Linked DNA regions of Mus musculus: all the other regions are linked to region 4. The links are chromatin loops, found by intact Hi-C in ENCODE. Cell type or tissue: left cerebral cortex. All regions are shown on one strand. Links, peaks and the distances in the headings refer to the core of each region. The heading gives the core; the rest is flanking DNA. Region 1 overlaps Rbfox2 (RNA binding protein, fox-1 homolog (C. elegans) 2). Region 2 overlaps Rbfox2 (RNA binding protein, fox-1 homolog (C. elegans) 2). Region 3 overlaps Rbfox2 (RNA binding protein, fox-1 homolog (C. elegans) 2). Region 4 overlaps Rbfox2 (RNA binding protein, fox-1 homolog (C. elegans) 2). Region 5 overlaps Gm3787 (predicted gene 3787). Region 6 has its middle 23 kb from the start of Gm41352. Region 7 has its middle 18 kb from the start of Gm41353.

What was found. Peaks named below come from ENCODE experiments on the same cell type or tissue, not always from the same donor. Only the 100,000 strongest peaks of a DNase experiment are listed, where the experiment ranks them.
Region 1: a loop joins it to region 4, with 2.5 times the contacts of the local background. A loop is called at or near these places in 10 of 42 quality-filtered maps.
Region 2: a loop joins it to region 4, with 2.6 times the contacts of the local background. A loop is called at or near these places in 3 of 42 quality-filtered maps.
Region 3: it touches region 4 in a loop (2.2-fold over the local background); 13 of 42 quality-filtered maps call a loop at or near these places.
Region 5: a loop joins it to region 4, with 6 times the contacts of the local background. A loop is called at or near these places in 9 of 42 quality-filtered maps.
Region 6: it touches region 4 in a loop (1.9-fold over the local background); 2 of 42 quality-filtered maps call a loop at or near these places.
Region 7: a loop joins it to region 4, with 6 times the contacts of the local background. A loop is called at or near these places in 9 of 42 quality-filtered maps.

The regions. Positions count from the first base shown.
Region 1 is chr15:77,223,209-77,227,577 of GRCm38, forward strand. All of the region lies in intron 2 of Rbfox2 (RNA binding protein, fox-1 homolog (C. elegans) 2), which reads right to left. Among named protein-coding and RNA genes, the nearest start is that of Rbfox2, 82 kb to the right of the region's middle. In left cerebral cortex, for the core only: a CTCF peak has its summit at 2,234 (motif pointing right); DNase peaks (open chromatin) are centred at 2,232 and 3,818; H3K27ac peaks cover 168 bases.
Region 2 is chr15:77,088,991-77,093,359 of GRCm38, forward strand. The region is part of intron 11 of Rbfox2 (RNA binding protein, fox-1 homolog (C. elegans) 2); the gene reads right to left. 1700109K24Rik (RIKEN cDNA 1700109K24 gene) reads left to right here. Exons shown (of 3, transcript NR_108037.1): 2 at 1,565-1,727. Among named protein-coding and RNA genes, the nearest start is that of 1700109K24Rik, 6.8 kb to the left of the region's middle. In left cerebral cortex, for the core only: no CTCF peak of the experiment used is centred there; a DNase peak (open chromatin) is centred at 2,603; H3K27ac peaks cover 1,961 bases.
Region 3 is chr15:77,205,355-77,209,723 of GRCm38, forward strand. All of the region lies in intron 2 of Rbfox2 (RNA binding protein, fox-1 homolog (C. elegans) 2), which reads right to left. Among named protein-coding and RNA genes, the nearest start is that of Rbfox2, 100 kb to the right of the region's middle. In left cerebral cortex, for the core only: no CTCF peak of the experiment used is centred there; a DNase peak (open chromatin) is centred at 1,800.
Region 4 is chr15:77,150,156-77,154,524 of GRCm38, forward strand. The region is part of intron 2 of Rbfox2 (RNA binding protein, fox-1 homolog (C. elegans) 2); the gene reads right to left. Among named protein-coding and RNA genes, the nearest start is that of 1700109K24Rik, 68 kb to the left of the region's middle. In left cerebral cortex, for the core only: CTCF peaks have their summits at 2,342 (motif pointing left) and 3,751; DNase peaks (open chromatin) are centred at 478, 1,378, 1,865, 2,312 and 3 more places; H3K4me3 peaks cover 3,822 bases; H3K27ac peaks cover 4,000 bases.
Region 5 is chr15:77,366,443-77,370,811 of GRCm38, forward strand. It overlaps Gm3787 (predicted gene 3787), which reads right to left. Exons shown (of 3, transcript NR_168297.1): 2 at 3,730-4,024; 3 at 3,051-3,168. Among named protein-coding and RNA genes, the nearest start is that of Gm41353, 7.5 kb to the right of the region's middle. In left cerebral cortex, for the core only: CTCF peaks have their summits at 986 (motif pointing left), 1,195 and 1,915 (motif pointing left); DNase peaks (open chromatin) are centred at 424, 610, 895, 1,233 and 1 more place; H3K4me3 peaks cover 746 bases; H3K27ac peaks cover 2,137 bases.
Region 6 is chr15:77,334,472-77,338,840 of GRCm38, forward strand. No RefSeq gene overlaps it. Among named protein-coding and RNA genes, the nearest start is that of Gm41352, 23 kb to the left of the region's middle. In left cerebral cortex, for the core only: CTCF peaks have their summits at 2,245 and 3,632 (motif pointing right); DNase peaks (open chromatin) are centred at 2,201 and 3,658; H3K4me3 peaks cover 1,013 bases; H3K27ac peaks cover 1,156 bases.
Region 7 is chr15:77,356,200-77,360,568 of GRCm38, forward strand. No RefSeq gene overlaps it. Among named protein-coding and RNA genes, the nearest start is that of Gm41353, 18 kb to the right of the region's middle. In left cerebral cortex, for the core only: a CTCF peak has its summit at 2,671 (motif pointing left); DNase peaks (open chromatin) are centred at 428 and 2,601; H3K4me3 peaks cover 586 bases; H3K27ac peaks cover 2,747 bases.

The DNA.
Region 1 (4,369 bases), core at 75-4,074, 73 kb after region 4:
GGGGAAGTTAATGACTATAGAAAAATCCAATGTAAAACAAAATTCTTTTTAGATTTGTTTTGTTTCTAATTTGTGTTTGTTGTGTGTATATTAGCGCGCGCGCGCACACACACACACACACACACACACACACACACACACACACAAAACCGTTTATGCTCACATTGGGTGCAGAGGCCTATAGAAGCCAGATTGACGTTCTGGATAGTTAGAGGAAGCTGTAAACACCTATTTGATATACAGAGGTACAGTGGGACTGGGAAGCAAATTCCAGTGCGCTGGAAAATCAGTGTGTACTTTCAACCACTGAGACAACTCTTCAGCTCAAAAGGTTTCTTTAAATTGTTTCTTTAATCAAAATGAAAGTAATGAAATACAAAATCTGACTAGTTGAAAATTCCTAAAGTTTGAAAGCTAGCACATTTAGATTTAGAATTCAGATTCTCTAACTCAGAGACGCAGAACTCCAGAGCCTGATTTAACCTCCCTGTGCCTTATTTCTTTACCTATATTACTTATTGTCTCCTACAGGCCCTGGCACCATTGTGCTCTCCATGTGTTAGTGCCTTCATTACACCATCCTTCACTGGCTACCTGCTTTCTTGAGGTCAGAGCACACCTGCTAAAACTACTGGGGATGGGGGGCAATCATAAAACAACAGAATTACAAAATCCTTAGGCAATCTATGACCCACATGATGCCAGGAAGCTTTCGAAAACACTGGCTGCGGGTACAATGAGGAACAAGGGGCAGTCCTAATAGGAAACACAGAGGGGACGATCTAGTAATCCAATAAAGTCATTTATTGGGTATTTTAAGAGCCTTCAAAGGCTAGATAAAATGACAGATTTACATTTAATACCCACTTGACCAAAGTCATTAAACTTGTAAGAGGTACTCTCTCACAGAAGATCAGATATCTTGCTTCTTGAGTATTAATTTTTCATAAAGTTCTGGCAAGGCAGAGGCGATGAAATCTGGCAGTCCGACCAAAGCTGTTCGGTTCCCCTCTCTGTTCAAATGTATCAGGTTCTTATCACAGGACTGTTTGGGTCATAGGCTTCTAACCATCTTTTAATGGCAGTGATAAAGTATGAACAGAAGTGGAAAGCACATCCTTTGGAAGACAGCAGACACCAAGAATCTATTCCTACACAAACCTATAGGCAAGACTTCATGGTGGAGGCAGCAACTACTGTGAGCCTTCAGGATGGGCTGAATGCAAGCATGGAGGTTCCCGGAGGGAAGGCCCTGGAACTGAAACCCATTTCCTTACCCGGCCCTGCAGTAAAGCTGGAATACAGAGAACCTGACATGAGGGAGAGGAGAAGAGGTTGGGGCGGCACGGGAGTGCTCAGCAGAGACATGCTAAGCAGCATAGTGAGACTCCAGTGAGGCCAGAGCTGTGTGTCAGCACAAATGCTAATTATAGAGAACTTGCTGCAATACAACTCTAGTGGCTCAAAAATGTAAAAACTAAAACATTGTTGATTAAAGCAGGTAAGAGTCACAGACAATAGATTAGGTGCATCACACAAGTGCAGCAACAGGAAAGAGCCAGAAGAAAGTTTCAGTCAGAAAGCCTAGCACAGTATTTGTCTTTTAGTCAACAACTAAAAGAGAAGTTGAGCAAATGTTGGGAGTAACAGAGATGTCCTAAAACTGGAGGATGGTGATGGGGCCATTCCTCCATAATTTACAAAGTCACTGAATGGAACAGTATATTGGATAAACTTCATAGTGTGGAAACTATACTTCAATAAAGCTTTAAAAAAAAACAATTGTCACATGTGCATTTAAGTAGATTCATATTCTACGTGTGTGTATGTGTGTAGATAGATAGATAGGTAGATATTAGCTCATGGAAGAAATAGTATATAAGAAAGGAAATGTAGTCATATTACTTTACCACTTGACTATAAAAATATTTGCAGTGTTAATGATGCATCATACAACCTATAAAGCAATGATAAGTAGTGACTTAAGAAATAATGAATTTATTAGATGGAAGAAGGTATGCTTATAAAATGTAATTCCTATCTTCAGCAGCAGAAAGCCAGAGGATATGTACAATGAATAAATAGGAAACAGCAGAATGCAAATTCTACAGATCCATGATGGTAGCAACAGAAAACCCAACTTGTGAACACCTGAAGACAGAGAGACCTAGGGGCAAAAGCCAAGGCAGAGCAACTAACTTAGCTGAAAACTGCTGCATGTACCTCCCTTGCTCCACTAGAGGGTGCAAGGATGCCACCACACTTAGGGGTGGGGAAGGGGGGTGGGGAACTGTAAGAAACAGAAGAAATATTTAACTTAGGAACCCATCATTTTAATGTAGCCTCTAGCTGGGGTCAGGGAGAGCTGGGGACTGAATGCACAGGTGGGGCAGTGAATGCTTAAAGCCATGAGCATCCTCATATGCTTTTGTTTGTATTTATGATGAGGTATAAACCCAAGCCTCATGAATGCTAAGCAGCCTTGACATTCCCAGTCCTAAGATTGAATTTTAAAGGACAACAATGGTTGGAATAATGTTTTCCCAGAATCACAGATTATAATCCATTAGCAAGTCCAGGAAATAATTTCCACCAATCAATTGTTGACCACAACCAACAATTCTTTAATAGAATAGAATAAAATGGAAAAATGTACAATACTTAAAACATAGCAGTGCTGTGGGCAAAACTAATCGAGAGAGAGAGAGAGAGAGAGAGAGAGAGAGAGAGAGAGAGAAAGTATTGTGTGTGTATATATGCACACGCTGTCTTAGAAACTGAAAGGCACCCTTTACACTGAGCTGTGTGTCCATTTTTAAGCCTGGAGGCACTAAGCTGTGTAACTGAACCCTTCCCCCATCCTCCACCCAGACACAGAGCAGCCAGCTTTGTCTGCACACGCACAAATGACTACAAGAGATGTGTTTGCTTTTGTCCTTACTTCCCAGTCAAAATAACAAAAGTTCCAAAAAGTTCATGGCAAAACCTGATCTCGGGGGCTAGAGAGGTAGCTGGGTGATTAAGAGCACTAGCTGCTCTTACAGAGGTTCTAGGCTGAGTTCCCAGCACCCACACGGGGACTCACAACCATCTATAACTCCAGTTCCAGGGGACCCTATCCCTTCTTCTGACCTCAAAGGTATCAGACACACATAATGCTCATTTATACATATAGGGAAAACACTAAAAATAAATAAACAAATAGAGAAATCTAAAAAACTTTCCGGCTGGTGAATAAAGCGCATCACTCTGCCTACCCTCAGTTGTCAACCACCTTGTACATACAACTGATGTTTATCAGCTCTGAAAATTTCACTCATTTCTGTGAATCACTAAAACATACCCACACACACACTCAAAGGAACTTTAAAAACAGAAAAAGTCATTCTTCAATCAAATCAAGAGCCTGATGATATAACAATAATTTTCTCTAATTTTAAAATAAAGAAGTAAACTATAGGCCACCAGCCCTTTAAAGCAAGACAAGAAGAAAACCTGACAAAAACAGAACTTTAGGACATGAGCACTTTGGTCTTCTTTTTATAAAATAGGGACAAGCCTGATTTGGGTGAGCCACTCTTTTGGGTCAAGTAAGACCCAAAGCTGTAAACCTAAGCCACAACACACTCTACAAACATTTGGTTTTGTAATTTACTGATAATCCTATTTCTACAGAGACTTCAACACCTAACCCTAAGCCAGTCTGTTCTCGGCTCCAATGCTCACTGTAACACCTCATTCACAAACAGCGGGAGTGTGAGACACTGAGATGTGTCTGAATTAAAACTCTAAAGGACCGCGAGAAGGCACTGCAGCATTAGCCTACCACACCTAGTTTACAAATATCCCACGGAACTGAGCATGTCAGACAGGCTACTCTGTTCACCTATGTGCCTCTGCTGGCCCTGAGGTGACTCAGGACAGGACACCAAAGCCATTTCAGCTACAGTTCCTGGCAGTGTGCTTTCCTCAGATCACTTGCTGGCCACACGTCCAGCCCTTCTGCCAGATAAACCCAGTCACACGTGTGCATTTCTCCCCCAAGCCCTTCTCACAGCCCAGGGCTATGTGCAACCTAGCCACACAAGCTTAAGTTCTTACAGTAGAACTAGCTACTATAGAAACTGATGAAATCAAGGTTAGAGTTTCCTTGCAAACAGTTCACATTTGAATGTTTTGAGAACATTTAAGACATGAGAAATCTTTGCTCAGTCGGATTAGATGCAGGCAAAACAAATGCAAAGAACTACTGAGAGAGAACAAGAACAGACCTCTATGGGGCTACTAGGAATACCATTAATGTCTTAGAGCACACACACTGCCAAGTCTGGCGACATACCTGTGACCCCAGCACTTAGTAGGCTGAGGC
Region 2 (4,369 bases), core at 211-4,210, 61 kb before region 4:
TAGGTATTCCACAGACCCTTACATAAAACTCAGGACAAAATTTACAACAAACAATTGACTTAACTGCATTCTAGGTTTTACAGTGTACAAAGATTCCAGGCTAAGATTTTCCCATTCCCCGATTTGACTTTAACGAGTAAATTTGAAGGCACTTATATACAGAACATGAGAGCAAAGTGCAGTTTGAAACACCAAGATTTTCATTACTGTTTCTTAAAATTTTCAAAAAGAACAAGGTGGGAGTAAGGAGAAGAGGGCTCAGGCGTGGGGGTGGGGTGGGGGTGGCGCCACATTAATATTAATCACATTAAAACTGAGCATGCCGACATCCGGAGCTAAAACAACAGCAAAACCACCACGTCCAGACTGGCACTGGCTAACTCTATCTATCCCAGCATTCTCTTGGGACAGCGGTTTGCCCTAGGCTCTACCACAAGCTCGGTGAAGTACACAGCCTCAATTACTAGAGCGTGCAGCCACAACGACCTGGTATTACGGAAACAGTCAGTCACCACTTGAGTTAACATTCCATACCCTAACAACTGGTCCCTCCCCAGCCCAAAGGAGGAGTAAATCTTGCCCACCCGAGCCCTGGCCCATACCACAATGTTAATAATTATAACAAGCAGTAACCCATCTGTTATATCAGAGAAGGGAACAGAGACTCCACTGAGAGATTTAGAGTGAGATGTTAACATTTCTTCAGCTGACTGCACAAACAAACAAACAAAAAAAGAGGAGAAATAATTCATTTGGAGATATGAAGTCATGAATAGCTGATGTGTATTGCTTTTAACCATGCACTGATGCAAAACTGAAGCAACCATTAATAAAAATTAAAAAGGACATATGTATTTACACACAATCAGACCTGTTTGATCTGAAGCAGTTTGCAGATTCTATCTGTGTGTGATTTGAAATAAAACAAAAAATGGGGATTAGCATGGCCACAGCACACCAGAGTGTAGGAGGGCACACACAGACGGCTTCTGGAACTCAGCTGCTTAAGTCTGGCACGGCTAAGCCTGGCTCAAATCCACACATGCCCCTTGAAAAATGGTTAATTTTCTTTGTAACCTTTCTAAGTAATGCCTGACACTCCCCGTTTGGTGGCCCGAGCCCATTCTTCAACAGAGCTGCTCAGACGTGCTCTCTGGGAGCAACTGCAGACTCTATCTGTGCTCTTCCAAGTCCCCTGTGTTTGAGAATCTCGTTCTCTCAGTTACTTGTCACACTCCTGCTCCCACTCCCAGCTTCTTCTCAAGGCTTAATGCTGCTGCTTTAGACCCCTTTACTAATGACTTTCCACAGTGTTAAAGGAAAGCTGTTTCCCATACCCAGTGCTACCTCTTTGAGGTTTTCTACTTCTTCCCTAAATCAGGTTTATCGTGGGATTGACACTGTACCACTGGGCCTCTTCTGTAGCATTTCTGCAGTTATGTTTGAAACAAAGCAGAAGTTCTAACCATTGTCCCCTACATGTGACCCTTGTCTGAACCCCTAAAGATTCTCATCTTGTCTTGATTTTAACCTTGCCTTTAATTTTATTGTATTTTTGCTTTAGGTTTACATTAAAACAGGACTTTGGTGAGCATGTGATGTCAAGACACCTTCTTTCTACCTGAGAGACAATGACATGTGACACTGAGGAGGAAAGTGTGTAGCTCAAGACCAGCAGACAAATGAAAGCTTGTTATCTCATGTAGTGTGCAGATGGACAGAGCAAGGCAAGTGTGTGCATGTACAGGCACGTGTGTAAGGGCTGGCAGGCGTGACGATTAACATCACCACCGAGGAGTAGAGATCTGTTCTACTTAGCCAGGGTCTAATGTTTGGCCTCTAAGAACCACTGGGTTTGGCCCTGGATGATCCTAATGCCCTCCTTCCCCACGCCAGCTGAGAGCCTCAGCCACAGGAGACAGTGAGCTCATGCAGACACAGCACAGGCTTGAATACAGAATTCATAATCTCTGCTCTGAAGGGACAAGTGTCACTTAAGATCCCTCTTGTTATCATTTCAACTTGGGGTTAATGAGAGAAGCTGTTAGGATCAACTTCATCAGCTTTGACTACATGATTTATGAGAGATGAACTTTAATGATTAAATCTTTCAAATACTTTGGTATTCCACATTTCTCCAAATTAGTTCATTTCTGCAATATCACTGGGTTACATGACGTAGCTGGGTTATTAAATTATGGACTATTTTTTTTCTCTGAGTGTCAAGCTATTGAGAAAACTCTCTAACAAGTGTGCTATTATCCAAGCACCGATCTTATCAAGTGAAAGGAGAGGGCACAGGAGCTATGCGTCCCGGCACGTGCAGACCGATAACAACGCCACACTTCTGCAGCAGCACAGTCCATTTCTGACTCTGATTTTACTGAGCAGCTAAACATGGGACTTAACGCCCTGTGCAGGCAGACTTCTGCCTGCTTCCTTTTGCCATCTCTTTCACTGTTAGCACTCTCAGCTGCTAAGGTCTCCAATATAAAAGACTAGTTTAAATAGCACAGGCAACTGTGACTGACAGGCTGAAAGAGGCAGCAGTGTTAGATCGTGGACTGTACATGTGATGTGCTTGTGGCTCATGTGTGCTGAGGGGGCTGGAAGGCTCATTCTGAAGGGAGTGGCATGATGTGTGGATGTGATGTGGGCACTGCTGAGGTAGCAGGGCTTAGATCACACGCTCACAAGTCTTGATTGTCCAAAAAAGCCTCTGTTCCCATCTCTAACGTGGAGCTGGAATGGTTAGTATAATTCAATTTTTTCACTGCAATCCACAATCTGATTGATTGGCAGGTCACACTGGCACTCCTACCTGAGGTATTTTAGCGCTAATGATTGGTTCCTGTAACACTATTCTATAACAGAACACAGGAAGAGCAGTTCAAAAACACAGCTGTGGAAGGAAAACAATCATACAAAGAGCCCACCATGGGCTGCCAGCCTTTTCTTTCCTTTGGATGCAAGCATGCTTTTCACAGGATGAGAATCAGGAGCATTTGTTACCCCACTCATAAGGTAAATTAGGGTGAACTATGGCCTTTTTAATGGGAAAAAGGGAGGCAGCAGGGATGGGGAGTGGACACACCCCTATCCTGGAAGAGAAGGGCTCTTTACAAATGGAGGATGTGATAGCTAGATCAGGACATTTTGTCTCTAATAAGTAAGCCATAAGGAAGCAGAAAGAAAGAAAAGAAAAACACTGGCTCCCAGGACCCACTCTCAGAACAGCAGAGGAAGACTCAGTAGCGCCTACACTGAAGTACCTCTCCCGAGCGACTTCTTCTCACTCTCTGCCTGGGCCGGAGTGGTTTTGACACACTAAATCCTGCTCTCACCCTACTGCAGTATGCACTTCTGAGGGAACCAGCTGCAAAGGCATGGTGATGGATTTCCAGTCAGGAAATGTACAGAGAGAAGCAGAACAAACTCAGGGAACAGTCAGCTTGTGTGTGCCTTTATGAGCCCTCCTCAGCTCCCTCACACCTGCACCATCAGTTTAACAGCTCCAGCTAGAATACTATAGTACAGCTCTGGTTTGCAGCAGAAGGCTTTGAAATGATCTCAGCACTAGTGACCAACTTGTGTCCTCCCAAGGACTCTGTGTTACATGGGGGAGAGGGAGAGGAAGCAGGCAACAGGGCTCTTGCTAGCAGGGGTCGCTGGGAAGGGTGTTCTGACTAAGCCACTGGATTACCTGTTTAAGATTCTGTAGATTATTCATTTAGATTGAAAAACAAACCAAAAAATCCTTTTGATGGGCACAGAACAAATTATTATCCATTAAGATTTTACAATGCAAAATAAGGAAACAGGAGACCCATAACCAAATATTCAGTTGGCTGGTTTAAGGTAAAAGCAGGCAAAACCAGGATAGAAGCAGGATATGTTTAAAAAAAAAAAATCCCAAATAAGGAAGATATTACATAAAAAAACAACAACTACAAAGACAAAAAACCCTAAGCCCAAACCTCAGTTGGGGAAATAACTCAACTATAGTAGATTCCAAAAACATAAATAATCTGTTTATGAAAATGGGTTTCATGAGAATATAGAGAACATCATATGTAAATATACACATCCACAAATGTGTAATGTGCAATGTGCTGTAAGGTAAGCCAGATTTGCCCAGTTTTCAACTGTGAACACAGGAGGAAAAGTTACTTCTTAAAAATTTGCTAAAGCAAGAGTTAGATTTTAATTAAAGTATAAAGAAAGGCAATGAGACATGGGCATGGGGTCTTCATGCTTGGCTGTGTAAACTATTTCTGAAATTCTAGTAGTCACATCTAAGGGATGGGCCAAGGATCCCTACCTGTGGTTCTTTTACAAGGTAGACACACTCTGAAGACCTACTCTAGAT
Region 3 (4,369 bases), core at 255-4,254, 55 kb after region 4:
CTAGTATACATGCAGAGTAAGGACTTCTAAGCTTAAAGCCAGGACTGAATTTTTGTTTTAATTTTTTGTTTGTTTGTTTTTTGTTTTTGAGACAGGGTTTCTCTGTGTAGCCCTGGCTGTCCTGGAACTCACTCTGTAGACCAGGCTGGCCTCGAACTCAGAAATCCACCTGCCTCTGCCTCCCGAGTACTGGGATTAAAGGCGTGAGCCACCACTGCCTGGCCTTAATGATCTAAATTTAAAGCCACCAACCCTGCCCCTCTCTGAGAAATAAACACATTAACATTACACTAAGAGACTGTAGTTAGGGGATGGGGGAGTAAGACATGGTGCCATTATGTAGCCCAGGTTACCCTTGAATTCACAGCAATCCTTCTGCTTCAGTATCCCAAGTTCTACAAGTACCAGTCTATGCCACCTAGCTTAAGACTGTTTTTATAGGATAAGATAAAAAATATAACTGTAGCAATCAAAATGAAACAAGGAAAGTCTAAATATGTCACAAAAATGGGAAAACCACCTTTACAATTATCACAGGTAGAACAACTTAGAAACATCTTTGAAACCATAGGAAAAATTTTGTTTTAAATGTATGCAATTCTTTCCTGATTGTAACTTTCCAATTAGGTGGACAGTAACAAGGCAAACTCTTCTGTGTCGCTCTTCACAAACAGGAAGGCCACAGCCAAGCGAACTGAGGGAAGCGCCTGTGCTCATGCCCATGCATGCTCACATTCTCTGCCTGAAAACAAAAGAAACAAAGAGCAGGGCAAAGTCTTCCCAATCACCAGAGTCAAATAAGGAAGCCTGTGGTTACAGCCACGGAAGACTCTCGTTAAGGACTTGGGGACACAGCACAGTAAAACTGCTTGGGTAACATGTGTGGGACCCTAGGTACCACCACACAAGGACATAATGATTCCACACTATGTGGCTACCTAAAAATCCACACAGACTGTGTGTCTGTACTCCAAATGTTATCAGTCTCTTTATTGATCCAGGGAAGGTCTCAAGAAATCTCTCGCAGGCTTGACTCTGGGAAAGAAAGGTATCCAAAATGGCTTGTGGATGTCGTCTACGACACTACCATGGGCCTGTATCGTGACTGCTGCTTCCTTCCAACAGTACCAGGAAGTCTGATGGGTCACATTTTGGATTTTCAAAATTTGTAAGAAACTACTAGTTTTTGTAAGCTTCCTGTGACTGCGAAAATCTGAGTTAAAGTGTCTACATCTGGAGAGGCAACATAACTTGTCAAGAACATACCTAAAAAATCAGGTACTGAGATTTAAGAAGTACCTGAGGCAAATATCTATGTGTGTGTGTGTGTGTGTGTGTGTGTGTATTCATTTTCACCTGGAGACAATAAACCTCACTACAACAGAGAAAGCTAGATGGCTGGGCACGATGGCATGTACACTTTCAATCCTAGCAATTTAGAGGCAGAGGCCGGGTTCACAGATAAGAGGTTGAGGCCAGCCAGGGCTACAAAAAAGGAGATCCTACCTTCAAAAAGAAAAAAGAAAAAAAAGTAAGCTAGAGATACTGGATTGAAGGTCCAGCTGAATTTGACTTTTAATAAAAGCTCAAAGTAATGAGTCTCTTCTTACCTTATTTCCTCTCAGCTTAAAATAGCAGTTCTGACAGAATACCCATGCTACCCACGACCAACACCCACATCATCATCAAGGAAAGCTTTTTAGATAAGAAAGGGGATCTGACCGTCTCTACAACACCCTTACTTGCTGAAAACTGGAAGACTGACAGCTCAGTGGGATTTCCCTTGAGTTACCCTGCATTCTGCCTCCGCCCATTACGGAGACTGAAGACAAAGGCAGAGAGAGGACTGTGACTTGGAATAAACATGCTGAGGCAATGGCCACAGCTGGCAGTAGGTGACAGAAAGGTCCTGAAAGGTGCAGTTATGTTCTAGGACAGCTAAAATAAGCTCTAGCCATATACATAAGAAAAGAGAAATCTTTTTCCAAAGAAGACACAAAAAAGCCTCGTTATCTCTCCAAGAACCTCCCCAAGTTCTGGCTGTCTCTGGCTTCCCCACCATAGCTGTAGACCTCAAGACACTCTCCTGCCCCGGCTGCTCTTGCACTACTACCCACTCCAGTTCTGTCTTCCAAGGCCTCTGTCCAACTTTGATTCCAGGAACCATGATTATAACCCCTACCTTGCAAACACCCTCAAGAATTAACTCTCATCACTGCCTGGTTGAATGCAAGGCTCTGTCTCCTCTGAGTGAGCATCACACAACCTGATGTTACAAAAGGCAAGTCGCACAGCCAATGTCACTGTGTATTCACAACTGCACTGCAAACTGGTGACCCTAAGGCTTCTGCACTCTCTAAGATGACTTTTTTTTTTTTTTTTTGGCCTTCATTCTCTCCTTATCATCTACTCTTAGCTGATGCTCTCTACTAATATAGGTCATTTTCAAAGAGAAGAAAGTGTCCTCTCACTATCAAGGTTTCAGCTCTGCCTAAAGATGTACACATGCACATACATTCCAACACAAGGAAAAGGTCTTTCTCCCATCCTGCACCCACTCCCTGTGGTCCATGTATATATACTGTCCCCTAAGTGCCTAGGTGAGAACGTGACTCTCATCCATCCACTCTTTCCTACATCACTACAGGAAACCTCATCTCTTTGTTGATCAGGATCAGATAAGAAACACTTACCTCACCTTCTGAAAAAACCTCCCTTTCTGCTCTCGTCACAGATGGGCAATGTGTTAATTAGTCCTGACTTTGGAAGCCAGTCTAGCAATGCCCTGTGAACTATGAAGTGTCAGCCTGTGGCACCACAAGTGGCCCATCTGAGTACAAACTCCAAGTGTGAGTGGCAGCTTGTTGTATCAATCTCTGTGAGTGGAATGCAGAGTCTCACCCTAAACATCTAGTGACATGTTGGGCTGGACAGGATATGGTCATCAAAGGGTCTCCTTTCATCCTGTCCCTCGCACTCACATAGCCACCCACCACTTTCTTGTTCACTACTTCACAGTGAAACTCAAAAAAGTCATCTGGCTCTATCTCCTCTCTATCTTCCCCTCCTTCCTTCCTCCATCTGATCATTCATTAAGTCAGTCTACCTCTTCCATGCCGTCTAACCCAACCAAGTTAGCTAGCTTGGCCGTCAACTAAGCTGACAGATTTCTAAAATGTTCTCCCCTAGTTTCGAACATGCTACAGTGTGGGGATTGTGTAGTGCTGTTTTGTTTTAACATTATCACTGGTTACTCCTCAGTGGCTTTTTGGGGAATGGGGTTTTTTCCTTCATCAGAAAATATTCCTTATTACCCAATCTAAGTTGTTCTCTCCAAATTGCCTCCTCTGTTGCCATCAATCATGCCATTAATGACCAAGTGATGGACCAAGCCCCAACTGCCTCCCTTCCCTTGTTCTAGCATCACTACTTGGCTGTCCCACAGGCATGACAAAATATTCCATGCTCTGTTCTTTAACCACCACCACCATCACCACCATTGAAATCTAGCATACCACTGCCATTCCCTACCACAGTGAATGGCACAACCTACAAGTGCACAAATAAGGACCTCTTCCTAGATGGCCATGCACCTAACTTCTCTTAATGACTCTCTCATAACCCAGAGGGTAACATCTATTTCCTGGACCTCACAGTACTTTCCCCATTTCTGTCACTGCTCCCCTTCAAAATATCTACCATGCTGCAGCCACAGGACAATATCATGGCTCGCGCGCACGCACACACACACACACATACATCTACAATGTCGGCATACACAATGACTTCTTCTATCCAAACTCCTTTAATGTCCTCAACCTCATTTCAAGCCATTATCTCCTCCATCACTGCTCTGAATACACTGGGGTCTTATGCCAGTTCCCAATCCAGAAAACTCCATCCCTCTCCCCCAAACTCTAAACCCTTTCATTCCTTCCTCTCCAGGCTGGCTCCTGTTACCTTTCATGTTTTAAATACCCTTCCCTGAAATAAGACTCCCCAGCTCCTCCATCTACATGAGGCCTTCCCTCCCAACCCTTGGTCCTCTATTCCCATGCCCTGACTCTCTTCTTCCTGATAGCTCTATGAACTCTGTAGACAGTTTTCCCTTAACTGTGGTAGTTTCTCATTTAGAAAGCAGTACATCTTGTGTCAGAAAGACACAAGTAAAACCTTCTACCACCACGGAACATTTATTTTATCCCTTGACTTTTTATTAAGTAAGGTCAAAGTTATTCGTAGGCATTTCTGGCACTCAGCAAGTGTTTAACCAAGTCCTATAAATAAAATGAGAGTGCTACTAATTTCCCCCCTAGTTACCAAAAGGACAGAAAGCTTTACCATCACTACAAGCCATGAATAAACATCA
Region 4 (4,369 bases), core at 159-4,158:
CCGCCTATCCCCAAACTTCCCCAGAATCCTGTGCAGCCCATAGAAAGTGGAAAGTGTGCCAAAACAAACAGCGTGGGCTCCACTCTGTGTGTCTAGGGGGAAGGGGTGCGGGGGGGGGGGGGCTGTGTGGAAAGGAGCAAAAAAAGAACAGAATCATTTCAGATGAAGGCCACAAAATGGAGACTCAATTCACAGACACAGGATGTGCTTTCAAAATTCATAGACCAGATCCCAGCACCAGTGATCAGAAAGCACAAACCGAAAGGGGAGGGGAAACCTAGACAAAGCAAACCTACCTGCTATCATATCTGCCTCTAATTAAAGCATAAAACAGCCTGCTCCCACTCCTCTGCCCAACTACCCAGGAACTGAGAGGGCACAGCTCAGGTGAAAGACTTCAGTCTCCAGCTACAAAGGGGAGATAGCAGACAATGGAGCTGGTGATTCATTACAAAAGAATACACTCCAGAGGCCTGCTGCCTGCTGCCACTCCGGCTCCCAGCACTATTTAAAGGAACAGCAACCTTCTTCCCAGCTTCCCCTACTCCTAACACCTTCTCTCCTGGTTCTGATGGAAAACAGATTTTGAAGAAAATGCCAGCAAAGCACTGCACTGTCCAAGAAAGGGAGGGCCTGTGCTCCGGGACCTGGCAGCCTCACCCTGCTGCAGAGTCAAGCACGCATCTGCTTCCAGGTTGTAATGTAAGCTTTCCTTTAGTGTAACAGAGTTTGTGTCTTGCTAAGTGGTTTTTAAATTAATTAGGTAAAAGTTGTTTTTCAGCTTTGTTTTCCTAGTTTACACATATTAGCAGAATGACTTTCCTTTTCTTTTAACCCACGGCGCATATCTACAGACAGGACAAACACTATCTTTGAGTATGTGATTCAAGTTAAGAGAGACTTCAGCAAAAAACTTCCGTAACATGAAAATGAATAGGAGATAAGGGTATTACTTAAAGTATCACATGAGCACGTCTGGCTACTAATATATGAAAATTTTGCTATTAAAATTCCATTTTTATTAAAAAGCTGAGCTTTCTTTATTGTCAATAATTATGCTGTTTGCTAATACAACGAGAGGCCGTGTAAAATTAGAGTCCATGTAATAACAAAGCTCGGATGATGAGGACTCCTTCCACCCAGCGATGAGGCCAAGGGACCGGAAGGAGGGTCCAAGGCAGAGTCAGTGAGCCATGATGCAACGTGAGCAACGCCATTTGAGTCACTTTTTCATATCCTAGCCAGTAACAAGCCATTGTCACACCAACAGCTGCCCCTGACCAGCACAGACAGCTTACACTGAAAATGCTTAGATGATAGGGCATTATCAAGTGTTTGGATTTGATGTCTGGCTCAAGATGTACAAACCTATACAGCAAAGCGGACAAACAAGCCCAGGACAGACCAAAGACTTGATCCTATTTACTATGCCCTCTGAGTCTGTCTTCTAGATTGCAAACAACTAGCCCTATTACTTTCAGAAACATGGTGTAGACACTGAAACAAACACCCCAATTCTGAAGCCCACAGATCTGACTGTCTTTTCAGTTCTATGGATTCATCATGAGAAAATAAGAAGTCTTTCCTTCAGCACTTAGTACATCTGAAAAAGCACAAAAATTAAATTTATTGATTAGAATCTTTAACCACTAAAAGTCTCTTTCCAGGTTCCACTTTTTTCTCTGACCTCCCCCCCCTCCCTGTCCCCCTGATGATTAGGACACAATTTGAAGTATAAACAAGCAGGCAGGGCTTACTTGTCACACTTCAGCATTCCCCACACCAAGGGGCAATGCTCCCGGAGGCCACATCAGTCTGATTTTAACAGCTCCTGTTTAGATAAGTCCTTCATTGATTTTAAACCATGTACGTGAGAGCTGAGTGAGGGCTGCCCTCTAACACTGCCCCTCGGTGGAGATGTGTGGACTCAAGGTGAAGCAGCAGCATCTCACAGGCATCAGAATCGAGACCTGGGTCCTCCACCCCCCCACCCCCCACCCCCAGATCCTGAAGAAATAAAATGGTCCAAAAAACCATTAATTAGATTCTACAAAGGAGTAAGAAGTATTAAAGAAATTTAAGAGTTTCTCTACTTTCCAAAGGAGGAACTTCTTGATAATTCCTTAACTCGGATTAGGAGAAAACCCTCCTTGGAAAGATTTATCTTTTGAAATTTCCCTCTTCTCTGGGTCAGGATGGACTGATTCATCTCTACAGGTTTCCCTCCTTCCAAACAGCACTGCAGGGCATTATATAACATTTAACTAAACAGTGTTCCAGCACCAAAGGCGATGCCTCTATCTGATAGCTTACTGCCTCTCGCCCTCCGGTGGTGGCTAGTTGAGAAAAAGCGGAGAGAATACAAAAAAGGGGCAACCTCCAAAAGGAAAGCACTGTCCAGGGAGAGAAGCCTAGGGCGACCTGGTCCCAAGTCCGAGACCAAAGGGTTTGAAAATCTATCTTGGAAAAAAGACGTTCTGATAAGTCACAGCCTCACCACTTTCTTCCGAGGCACAGATTTTTAAAAAGAGGGTGGGGGTGGGGTGGGTGGGTAAAGGAGCAACTGGAGGGTGGCAACTAAATAGCCCTGCTGGGGTCGGAAGAACATTCACCTTTCCATCTGCCGGGAATGACTTGCTAAAATGCAGTGCAGAGTCTGCTTGACACAACCAGAGAGGCAGAGCGAGGGGGTGGGGAGAGAAGACAGATGAAGATCTTCCTTCTCCTACTCCATCTCCTTCAAACGTCTTCTAAAGCGGGCAATCGCCACTTACACGGACACATTTATTCTATCAGGGAAAGCAGTACCTGCCTCTGCTACACCAAGATGCTCCGTGGGTTCCTATGGAAAACATCCTTTGCCAACGACAAAGCCACGGAAAGGAAACATTCTTTCCTAGCCTTCATTTTTGATAATCCGTTTAGAAAGAAGGCAGCAAAGTGCCATTCTCCAGGCAAGCTGGAGAAACCCCAGTGAATCAGCTTCCCCAGCCACAAATTCTTCTGCAATTCTTAAAAGGAAGTCACTCCCTCTCCCCTTTCTGGCAGTCTACAAGAATCTCTTCCTACCTCTGCAGTCTCTCTCCCTCCCTCTTCTCAGAACCAAGACAAAGAGGTAGACAAATCCCCACAGGCTCTTTCCTGAGCTACAGCTGCACACTACAGGAAACTGGGATCGGCTATGCAGCCGAGGGAGGGGGAGAAAAGGGCACGATATAGTACACATGCTCAAAGGACAGACACTTCAGCTGATAACAATAAATCTGCCTTTTTAAGAAGACAACCCTCATTAAAACTTGGCTTACTACACTGCAACCCCAGACCTTTCTGTAGATCCCTGAGACAGAAATGTGTGGAGGACATACAAATCTTACCTGAGTTACCATTTTCTTTTTCTCCATAAACCAGAAGAAGCAGATGATAACCAGTTGGAAGCCGCCGTAGCGGGGCACACCTCTGTGGCTCTCTGCCACCCCGTCCCCAGCTAGCTGGCGAAGGGCGGGTGACGGGCCTCCCTTTAAACGTTTTCCTGCCTTTCTCTTTCTAGTGTTTCTTCCTTTCTTTTCTCTTCCTCTCTGGCAGTCTCTCCCCCTCCTTCTTTCTCCAGCTCCCTCCCATATCTCAGGCAGATGGCTGAAGGAAGCCCCACCCCTGAATGCCGAAGGTAATTAATCAGAGTAGAGCCCCACCTCTTCCTCCTCCTCCCACCCCTCCCAGCAGGCTGACAGCTCCCAACTCCAGAAGCAGGCCTGCTGGAGAATGGCAGTTTGGCCTGTGCTTTACTGTGCGCACGCGTGTGTGTGTGAGTGAGTGAGTGAGTGAGTGTGTGTGTGCATGTGCGCGCGCACACACATAGGGCAGGAGGGGGAGACTGAGGAGGGGTAGGCACCATGTGCTGGCATATTATAAGGCTGTGATGATGGTATTAATTATATTGCTCTAGAAGCACTTACCACAACTTATTACAGTTAATACAGATTTATGAGATTACGGCCATGAATATCTGATAATAAAGAAGAAATGAAAATTAAGGTTTTTTCCCCCCAGTGATGGACATTTATAGATAAGAGTGGGTCTAATGAAAGGTGTGGATCGAAAAGCTGCGTGGTGACAGGAAGGTTTTCAAGGACAGCGCTCAACGCCAGAGGCAATGTAATGAGGGCATAGGACTGGGAGAGAAGGGAGGTCAGTTATGTGCCTATTTTTCTCTCCTCTAGAAACCCTAGAGATTCTGAAAAAGGTGTCACCATAAATCTGCCTGCTTGAGGGACACAAGGTGTGCACATCTGGATGCTGAAGCTCCTCACTTCATTAGCTCAGGCTGATGGGAACTGCTTTCCTGCTTTCGCTGTGTTTCAGCCTACAGTGA
Region 5 (4,369 bases), core at 200-4,199, 220 kb after region 4:
TGTGGAGGTTGAAGCAGGAGGATTATGAACTCAAGACTAGTCTGGGCTACAGAATGAGTTCAAGACCAGCTTGGGCAATTTAGTCCGTCTTAAAATAGAGATGGGCATGGGCATGGGGAATGGTGGGGGGGAGAGAGAGAGAGAGAGAGGGAGGGAGGGAGAGAGAGAGAGAGAGAGAGAGAGAGAGAGAGAGAGAGAGAGAAAGACTGAAGACAGTTTAGTGAATTCCTGTCTCCAGCCCAGTGCAGAAACCCTTTGGTGTTTGATCCTGCCGCAGACACTGGCCTTGGAGCTTGGGGAGGCTCTCCCTGTGTCTCCCGGTAGCAGTATCGTTGGCTCCAAGAAGCCATGTGGTAACCAGTTTAAACATTCGGCCAGCTCCTCCTCCACCCGCCTTCTGCCAGATGCTAATGGAAAACTGAACCAGGCATCTAGGGGTGGGGGTGGGGTGGAAGCCGGGAGGAATTGGGAAGAACGAGCCAAGAAGCTTGAAGTCCTTGACACAGAAGAGGAAGGCTTTGACTGATGTGTGAGAGCGTTAGGAGGAGGCCACAGCTCCAGAGCTCAGACGCCTTGCCTGGACAGTGAATGCAGCCACCCAGCTGGCCCAGAGGCGGGCAGTTCCCGTCCTGTGGGAGGACGTGACAAAGTCAGTACCAGAGGGAGCAATGTCGGATTTCTCAACTAGTACACTGGAATGAGGAGGAAGCCCTCCGAAAGGCTCAGGTTTATGCCTGCCTGCTCAACTCATCTTTCTAATACGTCTACTGCGTCTCCTAGCCATGGGCCATGGCTCTAAGACCCCTTACGGGTAACCGAATCTCTCCCTAGCAAACAAGAAAACCAACAAGGAAATCCTCAGAGGGAGAAGGCTGTGGAGCGAAGGCCCGGAGGGAGGCTCAGCCCTGCCGCGCAGATTCCTGGTCCCTCTGGGGACCGGCTTCATCCAAAGCATCTTTTAAAAAGTGTGTGGGCGCCCTCGTGTGGACGTTCTGTTAATACTACAAGCTTGCTTTCTAGCTCTTTTTTTGTTTTTGTTTTTGTTTTTGTTTTTGTTTTTTTGTTTTTTTTTTGAGACAGGGCTTTTCTGTGTGGCGCTGGCTGTCCTGGAACTCAACTCGAGACCAGGCTGGCCTCGAACTCAGAAATTCCCCTGCCTCTGCCTCCCTCAGCCTCCCAAGTGCTGGGATCAAAGGCGTGCGCCACCACCGCCCGGCCTCTAGTTCATTTTATTCCAGCTCAAAACTGTGATTTCCAAGCTTGGTAAGCAGAACCTTTCCGGGGGGTGGGGCCTAGCTGGCAGAGGCAAGTCACCTGGGTGGACCTTTGGAGGCAGAAGTGCCATTGGCACTAGGCAAGTGTGTGGTGCACAGATATATATCTAGGCAAAACACCCATGCATATAAAATGAAATTAAGTAGAAAAGCCAGGCATGATGATGCATGCCTACAATCCTGCACTCAGGAGGCAGAGGCAGAAGCAGAGGCAGGCAGAGCTCTGTGGGTTCGAGGCCAGCCTGGTCTACATAGTGCGTTCCAGGACAGCCAGGGGTGTTAGACAGAAACCCTGTCTCAAACCAAACCAAACCAAACCAACCAACCAACCAACCAAACAAACAAAAAACAAAAAAAAGAAGAAATTAAAAATTTTTTCAATAGGGAGGGATATCTGAGGGAATTTGTTGAATTCCACCCAAATCTGAACAAAAAAAAAATCTAAGGGCTCTTTGGATGTGTAGCCTTTGCTAGAGGAAATACTACTCAAGGAACATATGGGCCTAGGCTCTTTTCGTGCAGCCAGACGACTAAGACTGGAAAGGAAACCAGTGCTCCTCCCACTAACCAGGAGGAAAAAAAATGCAGACTAGAAAGGCCAGAGACGCCAGAGAAGCACTGTTGGAGCGCCCCCGTGTGGACACGACGTGCGTGAGCGGCATCCAAGGTTGATCAACAAGGGAAGGGCATACTGTGGTTGTGGCTGGCCTCAGCTGACAGTGTTTGCTCCGGCAGCCGTGGCTCTGACTGCTGAGAACGGGCCCTGCAGCTGGCAACCAAAGGCAGGCCATCTCCCCGTGACTCCAAAAGCCACACAGACTTTGTATGAATTGGAAAGGGAATGGGGAGAAAATGAGATGGAGCAAGAACGAGGAAGAAAAACGGCAAGAGGAAGAAGCAGGCAAAGAAGAAACGAAGGGGGTGGGGGTTGGGAAGAGGAGAAAATGCCTTGAGGGAGTTGGTTCCTAGGGACTTCTGCCACTTCTGTTCTTGCCTGGGCAAAGAATAAATGAATAAGCAGGAACCCCGCTGAATAGGATGAGGGCAGGTCCACTTAAGGGTCAGGAATCAGATAGCAGGGATCAGGGATCAGGACCGGAGAAGGACTATGAAGGGAGCTTGGACAAGGATGCTTGTGGTCTGTCTATCTTGGTCCCGCTACAGCTGACCTTTGCCCACACCTGAGCACAGGCCCTCCAAGCAAAGTCAATCCTCTGCTTAGCGACAGGTAAAGAACGCACCTGTGTTCACTCCAGCCAGACGTGCGTGAACACCACCCTCTGTCCCAGCGGGGCCTGAGGTGACAGAATCTGAAAGAAATGCCTGGGTGGAGGGGCAGCGACTGTACAGGAAGAACAGGAAGGACTTGCTGCCCGACACCCCACAGGAACTCATGTGCCCAGGGGAGCCAGTCAAAGGCAGCATAGGCTCAGTGAGCCAGTGCAGGGGTCCAGGTTGGTTGCAGCCATCTTGAGTCACAACCGGCAGGGGCATCTGTGAGAAATCTTTCCCTGCATGGCTCCCCTGTCCTTAGAGTGACATGTGGACCTTTAAAACAAGACCCTAGTGCTGTCAGAGTTAGAGACGCGGCCCGTATCCTTGGTGTCAGCTGAGGCAAGCGGACACGTTTGTCACCATTTTCCTGCTTGGCATACAAAATCTTCCCCGTGACCCATGTGGCAGGCCTTCAGACCTCCTGCTTCCCTTGGCCACACAATGGCCATAGCTTCTGTATGAGTTATCTTTCTATTGCCAGGATAAAACACCATGACCAAGACCATTTATATGAGACTTTATTTGGGCTTGTGGATCCAGAGTTTGTCATGTCTGGGAAGCCTGGCAGCATGCAGCAGGCTTGGTGGCTGAAGTGGAAGCCGAGGGCTCACATCCTGAGCTACAAGTATGAAGGAAGCAAAGAGTGAACTAGAAGTTAAACGAGTCTTTACATTATTTTTTTTTAAAAGAACACTTTTAAAAATATTTATTTATTTATTTATTTATTTATTAACTATATGTAAGTACACTGTAGTTGTCTTCAGACACACCAGAATGAGCCACCATGTGGTTGCTGGGATTTGAACTCAGGACCTTTGGAAGAGCAGTCAGTGCTCTTAACCGCTGAGCAGTGCTCTTACATGCTGAGCCATCGCACCAGCCCCCCTCCCCCCTTTTTTTTTCTTTGCTACGAGGTGTGTTTTATCTTCATCAATCACACAAATAATTTTCTATAATATCCCAGGGCAAACCGGTGAAATTTGGCAGTCCAATTTGTGGAGGGGTCCCCTTCAGAGACCCGCGGGCCAGTGGCATTCAGCTCTGAGTGCCCGGGTTCACAGTACAGCTTGTGTCCATCTTGCAGGTGGCTCTTCCTCCACATCACGAGGGAGTCTTGGAGATGACGGGGCGGGGCGGGGCAATCTTCCTAGGCTTTTTAGGAGATTTCACTCGTCCTTACCTGTTCGATGGTCTCTTTGGTCGGCAGGGTGTTATTCTCCTGCGTCTCGGTTTTCTTCAGCTTGGCCTTATCGAAGCTGGCGATTTCCCGCATGTCTGCCTTGTCTGCCATTTTCTTACAACACGTGGATTCTCTTTCCGAGCTCGCGCTTGCGTTGCTGCAGTGAGAGACCGAGTCCTTACATTCTTAAAGCCCACCTCCAATGACACGGTTCCTTCAACATGGCCATTTTAAGTCTCACTGTTGGCTATGGACACCACTCCAGAGGTGGGCAAAGCCTTTCCTGTTGTACTCCCTGTGTAAACAGTAAATGTCATATACTTTGTAAACTTTATAAACCCTCAAGACAGGAAAGTGGCCAGGCCTCTGCCTGAGGGGCCGGAGCAGCCGGTAACCTCCCCCATATCTCCCTAACTGTTGTAACAGGTTTCCAGCCTCTTTAACGGTCACAGAGAACACCTCTAGTCCCTTAACAGGACGCTCTCTAGATTATGCTAATTTTAGGTGGAACTGCTGAACAGGAAAACCCACCAATCCCTGAGATCATTCAAGCTCAGGTCTTGAAAACCCACCAATCCTCACCCTGGAAATCTCCGCTCGTAGAAAGCTCCACCCACTAAGGGATCCTATATAAACGCTG
Region 6 (4,369 bases), core at 230-4,229, 180 kb after region 4:
GCTGAGCAGATGGGCAAATGTTTGAGACCTGAGTGGTTCTCTTCCAGGATAGTGTCTGTGTATGGTACAATCCTGGACAGCATGGATACAGCAGCTAGCATGTCCTGAGCTCTTCCTGTCCATGGCCCTTAGTGGATTTCACATATTCTCTCCTGACCTTTCTAGGAACTTAGGAAGCAGGCCCCATTGTCTCCATTTTACAGACAAAAACACTGAGGCCAGGAGAGGTTAAATCATTTGCCCAGGATTCAGCATCTAGCAGTGTCAAAACAAGAGTTCGAACTCGGCCCCACAGGCCACGTTCTAAGCCCTTTGTCACAATGAAGAAATATGAGAGGTTTCTGAAGGCCTTGAGCAACCAGCTCTGTAGGGCCTAGAGCTCGAAGTTTTATCTGTATACAAACCAACTGACCGTGAATTCATTCATCCAGCAAACATTTCTTGGCTGGTTGTTGCAGGCTAGTTCCACGCTAGAAATTCCCACCCATCTCCTTTTCCTAAGGAATTGTTTTCCTTGGACTCAGGTGACTGTCACCTTAGTTCCCCAGAGTAAGGAGCAGGGACTTGAGGAAAACAGAGGTGATTCTCCTTGGCCCTGATTCTGGAAGAAATGCAAATAGTGGGGTTCACCTGTAGTTTCAGAAGGTAGCTGAGGGAGCTGGAGAGATGGCTCAGCGGTTAAGAGCACTGACTGCTCTTCCGAAGGTCCTGAGTTCAATTCCCAGCAACCACATGGTGGCTCACAACCATCTGTAACGAGATCTGGTGCCCTCTTCTGGAATGTCTGAAGACAGCTACAGTGTACTTACATATAATAAACAAATCTTTAAAAAAAAAAAAAAAAAAAAAAAAAAAAAAAAAAAAAAGAAGGTAGCTGAACCACTGATGGAGGAAGGTGGGTGAGGTGGTTTTTTGACGAGGCTCTCAGTAGCCCAGGCTGGCTTCAAACCTACAATTAAGTAAAGCTGATCACAAATTATTCCTACTTATTTATTTATTTTTGGCCTCAAATTTCTGATCCTTTGGCCTCAGCCTCGAGAGCTCTGGAATTACAGGTGTACACTACCATCCCTGGTTTATTTTGGTGCTGGGGACAGAACCCTGGGTTGAGCACGTGATAGGCAAGCTTTCTAGTAACTGAGCCATGACCCAAACCCTGAAGGTTTGGTTTCCTTCAATATTTTTATATTTTTATGTGTATGAATATTTGTCTTCCTGTATATCAGCACATCACATATACGTGTGCACGTTGCCTGTGGAGGCTGGAAGAAGATGTTGAATTCCCTGGAACTGGAGTTAAACATGGTTGTGAGGCCTCACATGGGTGCTGGGAGCTGAACTCAGGTCCTCTGCAAGAGCAAGCCCATCTTGTAACGAGGAGAGACTGAGGGTCATGGAACTGGCATTATTCAAGGTCACGAAGGCACTCGTAGAAACAGGATTGGAGACCTGGTTTCATTCCTGCTTGCTTCCAGGACTCCGGTTCCATTCCTGATCCTGGCCTGCTTCTTTTCTAGCTAGGAAGAGACCTCTGGAGGATTTGTGTGTGCGAGGTTCCCATTGCTTTTAAGAGTCCAGGATGAGAGCGGCCTCATCTGCGCCCACGCAGGGCTGAGTCCAAGGGTACCAGCTTTGGTTCAGGCGCCTGGCTGGGGAGTCTTAACCAAAGCTCCTTTGCTTCAGCCTCTTCCTTCCTTTAGCCTGCTGTGCCAAAGGTCAGCCACTGAAGCATCTAACAACGACCTGCATGCTCCCACCGCCTACAGACTCTGAAAGACCCCCTGTCTGTCCTGCATCACTGTGTGGTCTGCTGAGTTAAAGGAACGCTCCTGGGTTACAGCAGGGAAAAGGCAACAGACACATTCAAATAGATCAAAAACGTAAGCCTGGGTCATCCAGGGACCTAAGAGAAACCAGCTTGGCTCCAAGAAATCCAGGCTGGCCCGTAAAGCAGACAGGCCACGTGATGGGTGTCCCCCAATCTGGCAGTGCTAATGGAGTTACAGGCGCAGTGTTACCCGGGATTGCAAATGCTTGCGGTCCCCACCCATTTCGTGGCAGGAAGTCCAGTGTTTTCCAAGGGTTTTCCAAGAACGCCCAGAAGCCCGCTGGGGCGAGCCGCGCCTCCGGCCCGCGACCGCAGCAGAAGCTCCATCGCGCCCCCTGGAGGCGGCTCTCTGCTGGTTCCTGCCTGCTGATGCAAGAGTAGTGGCCTGCCTCCACCTCTGTTTTGAGACCGTGGTGATACATCACAAGTATCCCTTAACTGATGGAGAAAAGAAACCTTCTGCCTGCTCTGCAAAGCCGTACAGCAAAGCGACTAGGGTTCCCAAAGAGGAACGCCTTCATGCCTTCTTGCTTCTTCTTTTCCTCTAGGGGGCGCGCGCAAGCCCAGGACCGCTTTCCTAGTGAGGAGCTCGGGGTAGCAAAGTCGTACAACGAGCTTTTGTTGTCTAGTTTCAAGCCCCTTTCACGTTCTTGTCCCTTTGATTCCCATCATAGCCGTCCCACAGACAGCACTGTAACTATCTCCATTTCTCAGTCCGCAAAACTGAGGCATAGCGAGTTCACCAAGATGGAACAGCATTGCAAGGCCAGCAGAGCAGATCCAAACGGTTGGCAGCTCGTCTAGGCCCCACCCAAACCCAGAACTTCTGTGGTACCCCAGGCTCCTCCCAACACGGTGTTGGCCTACGCCACTCCAGGGGTCTGTGTTAGGCATGAAGTCGGCTAGGCTGCAGTCTCCACACGCCCAGGCTTTAGGCATTGTCTCTGTTACTCTGGGGGTACCAGCAGGCATTGTTCTTGGCTTATGGCTCTTTTACTTTAAGACACCTAGTACCTGGGTGGGTCTCAGTTCTTCAGTGGAAGAGTCATCTAAGAATAGCTGAGACTCTTGGAAGCAGCAGGAATTCTGCTGTGAACAGCAGCACTAGCGCGTGCTCACTCTTTCCAGCTCTTTCATTCCCCACCCTGCAGATTTTGAATTTACCCAGTCTGCCCTGATAAACACATAAACCCATTTCTTGCAGTAATCTCACTCATGTGTATGCCCCATCCCCCCACCCCCCGCCCCAAGTTCCCCTGTCCTACCAACGGGACCTGGACCAACCACCGTATTCTCTTTCCTCTGGTCATCTCCTTAAAACATAAAATTAAACCGAACCCACGTTTTTAGTAGGGGTTGAAGCTATCAAGGCCAGCAGGACTTCCTCTGGTGAGGCAGTGATGTGACGATGATGCTGGGACTCCGAATGAGCAGCCCCAGCATGGTGGCCGTTGCACCGGGCAGTTCCGACTTCTTTCCTCATGAGATTCTCCCTGGATTCTGAGACTCATTGCTCTCTTAGAGCATGTTTGGCTGTGTCCTTTGTGACTAGCCCCTTCTAGGTTTCTGTAGCATCCCTGCTCTCCAGGGGTCTGCCCACATTTCTCCCTAGCCAGCCCTTCCTTAGCCTTTTACTGTGTGAACAAATGAGACTAGGGGTAGCTTATTTCTGGACCAGTGCATGGTCACTATGTGTGTGACAAGCATCATCACCACCACCATCATCACCATCACCACCACCTCCATGCTAGCAAAAGGTAGGCTTGGGTAGCATCCACAAGGTGTCTTTGATGAGCATCACCAGGAGGTGGCAGCTATGATCACACTGGGCTTCTGCCTCATTGAAACAAAATGATGTGGGTACCAGAGCCTCAGAGGGCTGTCTAGGGAAAGCGGAGCTTATAAAAGAAATGTCACATACATAGACTGATTTAATGAGCCGGAGTGCTAGGCTCCCTGCCCCACGGAGGAAAAGCCTGCATCAGAATGCAGGAATCTGAGCCTGTGCTCAGCCCTTCTGCTGTCCTGTCTCCCACAGGGTGACACTCTCTGACCACATCCTCCAGGCCTGACTGGCTCTGCCAACCCTCTGGTTCCCAGCTCATCCCTCCCCTGACACTCCCTTTAGTCTCCTGCACCTCAGGGAGTCCTCAGCTCCCTGCTTTTGCTCCCTACCTTGCCGCTCAGGTCTGACCACATTCTAGAAGCTTCAGCTGTTCCTTCTCCGAGGTCAGGTCTGACTTCACCCTAGAGCCTTTCCTGCCCCAGCCATGAAACCCAGGAGGCATGAAGTGTGTGGTTCACGCCTCTTCTTCCACCCTCTGTGGACTCTGACCTATGTGAGGCAGGGCGCTGAGCACCCCTGGCTCTTACTATCAATCTGTAAATATTTACTGTGCTTCTTCTGCATGCACACACCCACCATCACTCATGGCCCTGCTGGAGACCTTTGCAAAACAAAAAACTAAGAATCATCAGAACAAAGGCCTCGGAGAAGGGGCTGGTTAGTCCTGGGCACACACGCCCTGCCTGCGTCTCAGT
Region 7 (4,369 bases), core at 191-4,190, 210 kb after region 4:
AAGGTGTAGAAAGGAAGATGGTGAGAGTTAAGAAGGTGGGGTGGGAAGGGAGTGGGTGTGGTTATGTAGTTCTAGGTGAGGAGAAGGATGGCTCAGGGGCAGAGCTGCTGGCTGCCAGGCTTCTCTTCTTAGTTCCATTCCTGGAACCCACGTGGTAGAAGGAAAGAACTGACGTGTGCAAAGTGTCCTCTGTGCCAATGATAATCAGGCTTTCTTTCTTCCCTTCCCCCTTCCTTTCTCCCCCTCCCCCTCCCCCCTCCCCACTCCACAAGAGTAGTAGAGCACAGGCAGGGTTACAGAGCTGGAAAGGCAGACGGGGAACCCAGGGGCTCACTGGCCAGCCCACGTGGCTAAATGGAGATCTGAGTAAAGAGACTGCACAGCTCCTAGGCGGGACCATCGTAATCTCTGGCGTCCATATCCATCCACCCACCCACCTCCCTGATGCAGCAAGAATGTGGTATGTGCTCTCACCCCCCGCTGGGCTCAGGTCTGGAGATGACACTCTGCATTCTACCCCGCACAGCAGTGGTGACAGAGATGAGTCCTGCCTGGTGGGGGAGGGAGGACAGTGGGGTACGGTACCGGTGGGGGAAAACAGCAGTGTAGGCTGCTGGGCCTCACGCCTAGGTAGGGAGGACGGTGTCAAGCCGGCCATGTGGCTTCTTTCCTCAGAGTCAGGGACATGCCTGAAGACCTGGGACCGTTCACTCTGCTATGCAACCAAATGCATAATGCAACCCGCTTCCCAGCTTGTTCAGAGCACTTTCAAGTGACAGAGAAAATGATCCCTTTGAGTTTTTCTCAAACCCGTGCTGCTGGCGGCAGTTTATCTGGTAAAACACCTAATCAGAGGAGAAAATGAATGAGGCTTCCCGCCCGATGAGCAAGCAAGCGAGTGTCTCCGGTCCGTGCTCCCAGATCGACTTTCACATTCAATTCGTACCTAGTGCTGATGTTGATACTGATGTTAAGAAATAATTTCTTTAAAAACTATTTGCTTCCTTTTTTCTCCCCCACTTGGAATGCCTAGTCCAGCTTTGCGTAAAAAAGAATGATAGGAAGAAGGTATTGAAACCGGAAGCTTCTATATTCAAATTATTATCTTGGTATATACTAGCTACTGCCATGACCTCCAGCTATGCTTTTAGCCTTAGCCTCTGAGCCCCGCAGTGAGACTGCTAATACTAGACAGGATGATGACACAAATCCATAGGACTGTGGAAAGGACTAATAAGAAACCACCTGCCAAAAAGCCCAGTGTCATTCCTGACACATAGTCGTCAAGTGGTTCTCATTATTGTTAATAATTCTAGCTAATGTAAGGAGACGCATGCCTTCATAGCCCTCTGCAAGTATCCCCGTGATCTCTATATGAGTTTGTTTGCACCAGTCAGGAGAGTCAAGGTTATGCTGCCGTAACAAAGAGTCCCAACAGAGTCCTTGTTCATACTGCATGTCCATTATAACTTGTCTCATTTTTTTTTTTTTGGACCCAGGGTAATGGAGCAGCTAGTGTCTAGGACATCGCAGATTGTCGTGATCCAGAGAAAGCTGATGTATCAGCATTAAGTGATTGGTTTAGAAACTCATACTCCCATTCAAAACTCCTTGGGCAGAGTTGGCTATACATACTTGTGTGACTACAAGTGTGTGTATTGGCGCATGTGCACACATGGAGACCAGAGGGGTGGGGGTGGGTGTCTTTATCGTTCTCCACCTTTTTTTTTTTTTTTTTTTTTTTTTTTTTTTTGAGACAGGGTTCTCACTAAACGTGCTGTTCACCCACTTCACTAGACTGTCTGGGCAGCATGCCCCAGGGATCTGTCTGTCTGCACCTCCCCAGTGCTGGGATTTCAGGTGCACAGCTTTTTATATGGATGGCGAGGATTCGAACTCAGGTCCTCATGCCTTTGCTGCAAGCACTTCACATACCGAGCCATCTCTCCAACCTCCGGTTGTCTATTCTTACCTGATGTCAAGAAATCAGAAAGAAAGAAATCCTACCACATTCAGAAAGGAGGAAGGCTGGAAGAACGAGGCCCGCAGTCCTAACAACTACCACGGTGGTTTCGAAAATGGCTGCCTAGGCCAGAGATATGGGGGCTCAGCTAGACAGTGGGGAAAAGGATGAGTGAGGAGGATGAGGAGCACAAAGGTTCAACCTCCTGGACTACAGGGCGGGGCGGGGCGGGGCAGGGCAGGGCAGGGCGGGGCGGGGCAGGGCATGGCAGGGCAGGGCAGGGCAGGGCTAAAGCGTGGGAACACCGGGTGCCTGTCTCAGATGGGCCTGAACCCCAAAAGCCCAGGGACCTATTTTCCCCCCTCCAGCACAGCAGCTGGTCCTGATGGAAGCAGGGCACCGGATTGTCCACACTGATGGGGAAGCGTCACAGAACCCGTGTTTTCCGGGCCCTTCAGCGCACACAACAGCCTCTCCCGCTCCGTTGGATGCCAGAACCTAGTCAATTCTTTCTGGTGTGTTTTCAATTTAGAGCCTCCCCCTTCTTCCTGGCCACGGCCCCTCACAGATCCTCGGGCTGTGTACCTCTCCTGTTACTGCTGACGTCTGCAGCTGCTCCTCCGCGGGTGCGGGTTTCCAGGTCCCCAGGCCTGCTGAGGCGTAGTTCCAACTGAGGTCGAGTGTGCCGACAGTGCCACCTGCTGTCCTTACTCAAGCTGTGCAGGCTTCCATTGTCCCAGATCCCACACAGCTTTGGCCAGAGGATTCAGCGAGGTCTCTGTACTGTCCGGTAACCCCGTGGCTAGCTCACTTTTCTTCCAGACCTCTGCCGGTCGTGCTTACATTCTGGATTTCTCTCTGGCCACGGGTCTTTTGGGATGCAGCCTGCTGCGCAGAGCACCTCCGGCTCGCTCTCCTTCAGGTCTCTGTCCCTTTGTCAATCTTCAGGGTGAGGCTCCAGCATCACTCCCGAGGGCGCTGTCAGCTGTCTTTGGCTCTTTGGATGAAGTGCAATCCTGGAGGCTCTGGAAGAAGGACCAAAAGCATTTTCAAGGGACAAATGATGCCTTCCTATTGGCGGCTCGCTCTGTGACCTTTCTGAGAGAGATGCAAACTTGCTCAGCATGATGGTTGACCTTTTAGTGAGAGTTCTCTAGTTTTCTTTTGTCTTAATCCGTTGCTGTAGATGGTCCAGAGAGGAATCCTCTCCTTTATTCTCTCTTTGCCAAGGACAGCTCCCAGCTTCTTTGTATCCAGGAAAATGTCGTTCTTCTAGTCACAGAAGGCCTGACCCCAGCATCCTTCAGTAGCTCAGGGAACAGAAACTAGATTGGAATCCAGGCTGTTACCTCAGTGTGGGGTCACCTAAATGCCCTGTGCCTTGAGTCCTCATTTGCCAGATTAGACAGCGGCCACTTCCTTTCAAGGTCGTGTGGAGGACAGTTGGAAGGGAAGCATCATTCCCTCTTTTGGCCCTGGATCACCGAGCATCTGAGGATCTGGCTAGCTGACGGTCAGCCAGCTGTGCACTCTAGCATCCAAGAGACAAGAGACACGGAAAGGGAAACTGAAATCGGACAGGAGGAAGTGGCTATGCCCTGAGCGTGAGCCCCACCCTGGGCTGCAAGTCCAGCCTCACCCCGGTCTCCAGATTCCAGTAGTGCTGGGGACCTGCTCCGAGCTCTAGCATGATATATAAGCTACATATTTTCCTTTGGTACTGGCACCACCTCCCTGTGACCTTAGTTCTTTCTCTATTCTAGTCTCATCTCCTACAGACTCCAGGCCCCACCTCAGCCAGCTCTAAGTCAGGACACAAAGTGTAACAGTTACTCCGGAATATGGCCTGATGGTTGTTTCGTTTAATCTGGATTTTCTTTTATCCTGAAACCTCTAATACAACATTGTCATAGGGAGGGGGCTGGAGAGATGACTCAGCAGTTCAAAGCACTGGCTAGTCTTCCAGAGGACCCGGGTTCAATTCCCAGTCTCCATGCAGCAGCCCACACCTGCCCACAGCTCCAGTTCCGAGGGAATCTGACACCCACACCCACACGTACACGCAGGCAAAACACCAGTGCACATAAAAATAAATAAAATTTAAAAATTAAAAAAAGAAAGATTGCCATCGGGGACCGCCCAGCGCAGTTAAGTTTTGAGACATCTCTGGGGTGAGTTTTCACACAGACATCTGTGTAGACCCAGTGCCTTTCCTTCTCTGTTCTCTTGCTTTTCAAGGATTCAGTGGTTCAGTGACTCGGGATCAGCTGTGATCTGAAAATTATTAAATGAAAAATCCCAGAAATGACATGACTCTGAAGGATTCCTTAAAATTTATTTATTTTTATTTATTTATTTATTTTTTTAAAAGATTTATTTATTATTATATGTAAGTACACTGTAGCT